Regions from separate parts of the Homo sapiens genome. Here region 1 is linked to region 2. Evidence: read pairs that join two places in POLR2A ChIA-PET (ENCODE). Cell type or tissue: Caco-2. All regions are shown on one strand.

Region 1 (4,000 bases), 73 kb before region 2:
GGGGGTCATTTGCCAACAAATTTGGGAGTCCGCTTCTCCCTGAAGGCTGCCATGCCCTCTAGCCGGTCCCGGGTTGGAATATTCTGCAACAAGGTACAAAATATTAGTTTTGGGGGAGCAGGGCCACAGGCCCAAAAAGAGTTGCTTAAGCTTGTCCAGCCCAAGACAAGGCCAGGGTCCAAGTGTTTCCATTGTCTCTGGACTCTGATCTTGAGGCATGCAAAGGTATAAGCCTCCGTGGCTGCTTTGTCTCCTGGGGAAGACAGGCCAGCCTTTGTATTCTCTGTGCCCCATCAGCATTAGCCTCCACTTGCACACTGCTTTCATGCCTCCTGAGAACTCAGCTGCCGTCTGCAGTGGTCTGACATGAGGCTGCTCAGTAGAGAAAAAAATTCTTTGCAGTAAGAAATCTGGCTTTGAATCCAGGTTCACACTAGTTTCTCCAAGTCCCAGGACCCCTTAGGAGTATTTTGGATATCTGTTAACGTGGAGATTAGCATTTTTTACTCACCCATGAGTAAGAGATTTAATAGGTCAGTCCCAAGTGTACAGCCCCTACATTGAACACAGCCTGCAGGCTACAACCAAGCCCTTGACCTCCCAACTCCATCCTGAACTTTACAGTGGCATCTGATACAGAGGCAAAAGATGTGGTTCTTCCTCTTAAGGACCTGTGTTCTGTGATTCTCGGCATTAAGTGGGCAGGATGAACCCCAGTACATTAGATGGTTGAGGGAAAAGTCCCAGAGAGAAGCACTATGGCTCTCCTCAAGCCACTCCAGGTGACTTATGAGGGACGATGGATGCGGTCAGACTGTTTGTGTTGAGAAGAACCTTCTAAAATTGGTCATGTACCATACAAAGTCCCTCTAGCCTGGCCCAGCCTATGTTAACAAGCAGGCATGGGCTGGTTGCTACATACCTGGGCATAGCACATCCCTTCAATGGCCATCCCAGATGCAATGTCCACCTGCAAGAAAGACGTGCTCCCTGGATTGGTCTGACCTTGTCCATCTTCACCCACACTGGAAGCCAGCCCACCCTATTGCCTACAGACATCTATATGAGCAGAGATAGCTATGAGAAGGAATTTCCCTCCTAGAGAAGAAACACCATTCGTAACTATGACAAAACTGCTGGGAGAAACGAGACAGACTGAGACATTTTGCCAGAGAAGAGGAGTTCTCCTTCCCATCCGGCTGCCTCACCACGCTTCCTGTCACCCGTTAATTTCTGAACCTTTATGACCTGGGCCCTGGCAATTGCTCCAGCCTCTAGGGCCCACTGACTGGCACTTGAAAGCCTCATTCTAAGAGAAGTACCATGTGTGTGTGAACTTAATTTTCACAGCAAGGGTTAGTATCCCTATTCTACAGCTGAGAAACCTGAGGCATAGAAAGGTGAAATAATTTGTCAAAGTTCACAACAGTATGTGGAAGAGCAGGTCTTTGAACCCAGACAGCCTAGTGCCTCGAACTTGCACTCTCTCTTCTTCCCTCACTCTCATCTGGACGAGCTGCTTGCTTATCCTCCTCTGTGCCTTTGCCCATACTTTTCCTCTGGAATTTTTATCCTTCCCACAGTCCAACTGTAGAAAACAGTCTTTAACCGAGCACTGCCCAGTATGGTAGCCACTAGCCGCATGTGAATGTCAAGCACGTGAACTGTGATTAGCGTGAAGGAGAAACTGAACATTTTATTTTATTTATTTATTTATTTATTTTGAGACGGAGTCTCGCTCTGTCGCCCAGGCTGGAGTGCAGTGGTGCGATCTCGGCTCACTGCAAACTCCGCCTCCTGGGTTCAAGCGATTCGCCTGCCTCAGCCTCCTGAGTAGCTGGGACTACAGGTGCCTGCCACCACGCCTGGCTAATTTTTTGTATTTTTAGTAGAGACGGGGTTTCACTGTGTTAGCCAGGATGGTCTCGATCTCCTGACCTCGTGATCGCCCGCCTCAGCCTCCCAAAGTGCTGGGACTACAGGCATGAGCCACCGCGCCTGACCACATTTTACTTTTAATTTAAAAGCCACACATGGATATCATAATGGACCGCAAAGCTCTAACCTTTCTGGGGTGTCAGCGTGGTACCATTATCCTTGATTTGTGTCTGTATCTGCCCCCTCCCGGGGGCAGTGACCATGTTTAACTCATCCATCTGTATCCCAGTTCCCAGCTTTGTTCTGGATTCAGTGTGTGATGAGTGACTAGATGGGAGAGTTGAGGTGGACAGATGGATTAACTAGATGGGAGAGTTGAGGTGGACAGATGGATTAGCCACACCCAAGGCATCACCCCAAGCCCTGCCCTGAGGCCACATTACTGCCAGCACAAATCTTGCAGCATGGACTGGCAGCCACACAGACCCGGGTTCTTTCTACTCACTTCCTCTGAGACCTTGGGCAAATCATTTACCCTTTCTTAACCTCAATCTCATCCTCTCTCCAAGGGAGAAAGATGAGGATAGAATGTAAACAATAATACTGTCTGGCCAATTTGCAGATGTGTAAACTGACGTAGAGCACGAGGTCAGAGTTCAAGTCTGTTAGAAGAGTCCACTTCCTGAGTTTTTCCCAGCTGTGCTGTCTGAGCTCTGAAAGCACTGTGTCCCAGCCGCGACCAACTTTAGTGGACCCAAGTCCCAACCCAAAACCCTCTCACCTCCGTTCCTCGGTCAATGGCTACTTTGCCCAGCCGCACGGCAATGGGGGCCTAGGGAAAAGCAAAAAGTCTTGGTTGAGGAGGGCATCAAGGCTGATAGTTGCAGGTCTGAGGTGCACAGCTTTGTTTTAAAGGAGGGAGGCAGATGTCTGGGTCTGGTTCCAGCCATTCTGCTGACAGTTTCTTTAGCGTTAGTCCTATAACCTGTTAGCTGAGGTTCTTTTTCTATCATGAAAGAAGCCAGACTCTGATCCCTGAACACCTGGGTTTCTTGTTATTCAGCCCATCCTTCCAACATGCACAACATAACTAGTTTACAAAGTGCTTTCCTCCCCCACAGACTCATCTAATGGTGCTACCCACACTTCTAGGCTGGTGTCATCACTGATGACCCAGCTGTGATTTTACAGCTGTGAGATTGCAGTGCAGGGAGGTGAAGCACTTGGCTGTGTTTATCCAATCATTGGTGAGACTTGGATTGGACTCCCAACCACCTTTCCCACTTCCTCGACCTCATTTCAGCAAATGCCAGCCTCTGCGGTAAGGTTTTACCCCAGCAGAGTGAAACAAAGTCAGGGTTAGGAACTTGGGCTTTCAAGTCGACAGGGCTGTGTTGAAATCCTGGTCTGTGGGGCAGTGCAGAGGGGCGGGTGCATTTTAATACAGCCACATAGAAGCAACAGTGTCTGCTTTGTCACTGGCCTTGGTTCCACACCAGCCCTAGCACTCCAGTCTCAGCCCCACTTCCAGGCAAGGAGGAATTACTTCCTATATCATATTATTTGAAGTGTTTATAAAACTTTCTCAGGAAAAGTCTCAAAAAAAAAAAAAACTGGGAAAAAGAATTGCAATGCTTATGACAGATGAATTTCCTTGATTTACAAAAAAGTTAGTATAAAGTAACTTTTAAACCATTTACAAAAGAGTATGTAAAAGGTCCACCGGAAAAGAAGTACGAACGTGAAGGATGTCCAGCAGCTGCTACACGCTTGAAAGGCAAATCAAAACAGTGAGGTACTGTGCCCTTTCACCTCAGACCAGCAAATACTAAAATATCAATATGCCTACTACTGCCGAGACTGGGGAAACCAGTATTTACATACATTATTGATAGAAAAGTAAAAGAGTATGCCACAGGAGAGCAATTTGGCAAAAACTGGCAAAATGCTGGTGTGCCTTTATAAAACAAAACCAAACCTTTGTTTTGTTTTATAAACGAAGGTTTATAAATGTTTTGTTATATAAAATGAAGGTTTTGTTTTATATTCTTCCATGTTTGAATTCCTTACTATGCATATTTAAATTTTGTTTTTAAAATTTGTTAGAAACAGATTAGCCTCG
Region 2 (4,000 bases):
TAGCTGGTGTGGTGGCACATGCCTATAGTCTCAGCTACTTGGGAAGCTGAAGTGGGAGGACTGCTTGAGCCTGGAAGGAGGAGGCTGCAGTAAGCCAAGGTCGCACCTCTGCATTCCAGCCTGGTTGACAGAGTGTGACCCTGTTTTTGTTTGTTTGTTTGTTTGTTTTTTCTAAAAAGGCCAGGCACAGTGACTCACACCTGTAATCCCAGCACTTTGGGAGGCTGAGGTTGGGGGATCCCCTGAGGTCTGGAGTTCAAGACCAGCCTGGCCAACATGGTGAAACCCCATCTCTACTAAAATACAAAAATTAGCCGGGCGTGGTCGCGTGTGCCTGTAATCCCAGCAACTGGGGAGGCTGAGGCAGGAGAACTGCTTGAGCCTGGGAGGTGGAGGTTGCAGTGAGCTGAGATTGCACCTCTGCACTCCAGCCCGGGCGGCAGAGCTAGACTCCATCTCAAACAAACAAACAAACAAACAAACAAAAAAAGTGGCCTTTTGTGACTGGCTTCTTTAAGTTAGTATATTTTCACTGTTCATTCATGTCATAGCATGTATTAGGACCTCATTCCTTTTTACTGCTTAATAATATTCCTTATGTCATTCATTTATTCTTATTAATAAATGGTTAGTGGTATATATTTTCCTGATTACTGTGTTAAATGTATCACATTGATTCTGATATGTAGTATTTTCATTATCATTATTTTCTGACAAGTTCTATAATTTCCATTTCTATTTTCATTTTTTACCCAAGAATTATTTCATGGAAATATTTTTTAAATTTCCAGGTGGACTTTTAATTTTATTAGTAATTTCTAGTTTTATTGCCTGGTGATTTGAGTGTGTTGTTTGTAGACTGAGGGGATTCTTAGTTCTATGGTGCCCTCTTCTGTAAGTGTAGTAGAATGGGGTCTTGCAATACTACCCAGGCTGACTCTTTTTAGGTGCAATCATGGTGCACCACAGCCACAAACCCCTGGGCTCAGGCAATACTCCTGTCTCAGCGTCCTGAGTCGCTGGGACTACAGGTGTACCTTGTCCTCTTTTGCTGCTTTTCTCCTTCACCGCTCAATTGCACCATACAAATGTCCTCTTACATACAAATGTCCTCTTATGCTGCTTTTCTCCTTCACTACTCAATTGCACCAAAAGGGACCTTGCCCTTTCATTTTGCTTTTTTTTTTCCTCTCAGAACTTATACCTTTAAGATTCCCACCTCAGATCTCCTGTGTTTTTCAGCCCATTCCATATAGTCATGGTTTGATCTATAGGAATATTTTCTTGGTATTTTCACACTTGGGGAGGAGGTCTTTCTTTTCTTGGTAGTTTAGAGCAGTTGTTGGCCTGCGATTATCTCCCCTCTTCTCTGCACAGTTTCCTCAGCCTGCCCATGTACCCTTAAAGGTTTGTGTAGAAACGTGAGCAGTTGTTGGCTGGGATTTGGTCTTATATATTTTTTCTTTTCTTTTTCTTTTTTTTTTAACTTATAGATAATTTGAAATTTGGCATTTTCTATTTTCTAGTTATGCTGAGAGTATGATTTGTGCTATTTTATTTTTTCTGGTTATTCTGTATTGGTTTTAGAGGCTATAGAGAGACACAGATTTTTTTTTTTTTTTTTTTTTTTTTGAGACAGAGTCTCAGTCTGTTGCCCAGGCTGGAGTGCAGTGGCGCAATCTCAGCTCACTGCAAGCTCTGCCTCCCGGGTTCACGCCATTCTCCCGCCTCAGCCTCCCGAGTAGCTGGGACTACAGATGCCCGCCACCACGCCTGGCTAATTTTTCTGTATTTTTAGTAGAGACGGGGTTTCACCGTGTTAGCCAGGATGGTCTCGATATCCCGACCTCGTGATCCACCCGCCTCGGCCTCCCAAAGTGCTGGGATTACAGGCGTGAGCCACCGCTCCCGGCCGAGAGACACAGATTTACGTGGCCTCCATTTTTCCTCAATTACCTGGAAATCCTGTTACTGATGTGTTTTTAAGTGTATATATTTTCTCAAGTTTTACATTGCTCAGAATAATTGGACAGTTTTCTAGTCTAAAATTTGAAATATAAATGTACACTATTTTAGTGGAAATGTCATTGTAGGGAACAAGGGCCTTGACCCTCTGAAGGTTCACTGAAAATCACTTACATGAGGCAGATTAACAGGAGAAAAGGCATACAAATTTATTTAACGTGTGTACACGGGAACATTCAGAATGAAGACTCAAAAAAATGGGAAATTGTCCATTTTTATGCTTAGGTTCAACAAAGTATGGAACAGCCCTATAGAAATATGATTGGACAAAAAGCATATGATCTAATGCTAATAGACTGAGTGGAGAAACCCAGCCAGGCCTGTCCATCTAGGTTCTTCTTGGCCTCTTTGAGCACACATTCCTTCCTTCTGGGCGTGGGGCAGGTCCCTTTCTGGAATGGGGGTCTTATGACCCACAGTCAAACAAGATAGGTCAGATAGTTTGTTTATGACCAGTTTTTACACAGAAAGGTGGAGGAAGTTAAAGTAATATTTCTAGGTTTTATGACTGGCTTTGGGGAAAAGGAGTTCTGGTTTCTATGACCTGCCTTGGGGAAGAGGGATTCTAGTTTCTATGGTTAGCCTCAGGAGAGAATGGGCCTGAGAGACAGGAGGGTAGGAGAAGGTCAGTGAAAAACTTTTGCTTCTGAGGCTATCATTTGGGGGTATTGTTTCTTTATTCTTCATTCGACAGATTTCTAAATGAATTGTAGAATTTTATATAATTTAAATTGTTATTTAAAATTGCTGTTTGTGAGTGTTCTGAATGTGCACTAGAAATGAATATGTAAGAAAGCTTATAGTAGTTTAAATCATTTGTAGAACCAGCCGAGTTTGTGGTTTCATAATTAAATTATAGGATATTAAAATAGTTTGACATAAAGGCATAGCCTTTGAATAGTCAAAAATCTTAATTGGCAATTCAGAATCAGTAGTCAATAAGCCCTTCATCAGTGGCCAGGCTTAATAAATATGTAAGTGACTGGCAGAATATTTTTCAAGGGGATGCTGTCTTTTATTGATTAATCAGATCCTATGTTACGAAAAAAGGAAGAAAAGATACGAACATTATTGAACATCTCTTATGTCAGACACCATGCCAAGTACTTTACTGTTTTAGCCACCCTTCTTCCTACCAATCTATGCATGGATTGCTTGCAAATCTAATAGAGACAATAAAGCATGTGTACTTCCTAAAACAAGGAATTTGTCACCAACTGAGGCCACCAATCCCAATTTTTAGGAGATTCCAATTGTTACAATTCCCTTTTTCATGTTGAACCCAAATCTCTCACCCTATGGTTTGCATCCATGGTCTTGTTTTTGTCTTCTGAGAATGACAGAAAAAGCCTATTTTACCTTGTAGCCCTTCAAATATCTGAAGCCAGCCTGACCCTATATTTAATTTCTTCTCTTAACTACTCTCATTAGACTTGTTTCATAACCCATAAGCAGTCTAATTGCTGTACTGTGATCCCATGTAAGCTATTCTGCTAGTCACATCACACTATGAAATCTCACTGAGCTTGAGGTTTCTCATAGTTGTTGCTCATTTTTGCAGGTTGTTGTGGGAGTTCAAGAATAGAACTGAGTGTTTAATTTATATTCTGATCCATCCTATTGATAGACCTTGTTGAAATTCAACATTATAGCAGTCCCTTCCAGCTTTAGGTTTGGTGAGAGAGCCTCTAGTTTTCTTACTCACTTTGTAATAGAAATATTAACAAGACCAGAGCTGAGGTTAGAAGTTAGTGCTAGAAACTTTTCTCTAGGTCAATGCATTAATTAATGCCTGTTGTTTCACATGAGTGTAATATTGGGAAATGCTTCATACTTTAATCCTCTTCTAGATGGTCATAATGCACATAGTGCAATAGTAAAGGCTCCAAATGTCTTACAGTAAAGACGTGTTTAGCTTTGTTTAACCATAGTCTAAACTTATTTGACAGAAGAACCCTCTTTTTTTTTTTTTGGT

The links. ChIA-PET counts read pairs that join two places held together with the same protein. Peaks named below come from ENCODE experiments on the same cell type or tissue, not always from the same donor. Only the 100,000 strongest peaks of a DNase experiment are listed, where the experiment ranks them.
Region 1: POLR2A ChIA-PET joins it to region 2 with 7 read pairs; 4 of 35 experiments call an interaction of 5 or more read pairs at or near these places.

What each region holds. Positions count from the first base shown.
Region 1 is chr1:52,896,515-52,900,514 of GRCh38, forward strand. It overlaps ECHDC2 (enoyl-CoA hydratase domain containing 2), which reads right to left. Exons shown (of 10, transcript NM_001198961.2): 8 at 2,660-2,710; 9 at 923-970; 10 at 1-83. The coding sequence ends at 6. Among named protein-coding and RNA genes, the nearest start is that of ECHDC2, 23 kb to the right of the region's middle. In Caco-2, no CTCF peak of the experiment used is centred here; no DNase peak of the experiment used is centred here.
Region 2 is chr1:52,969,362-52,973,361 of GRCh38, forward strand. All of the region lies in intron 6 of SCP2 (sterol carrier protein 2), which reads left to right. Among named protein-coding and RNA genes, the nearest start is that of SCP2, 44 kb to the left of the region's middle. In Caco-2, no CTCF peak of the experiment used is centred here; a DNase peak (open chromatin) is centred at 2,380.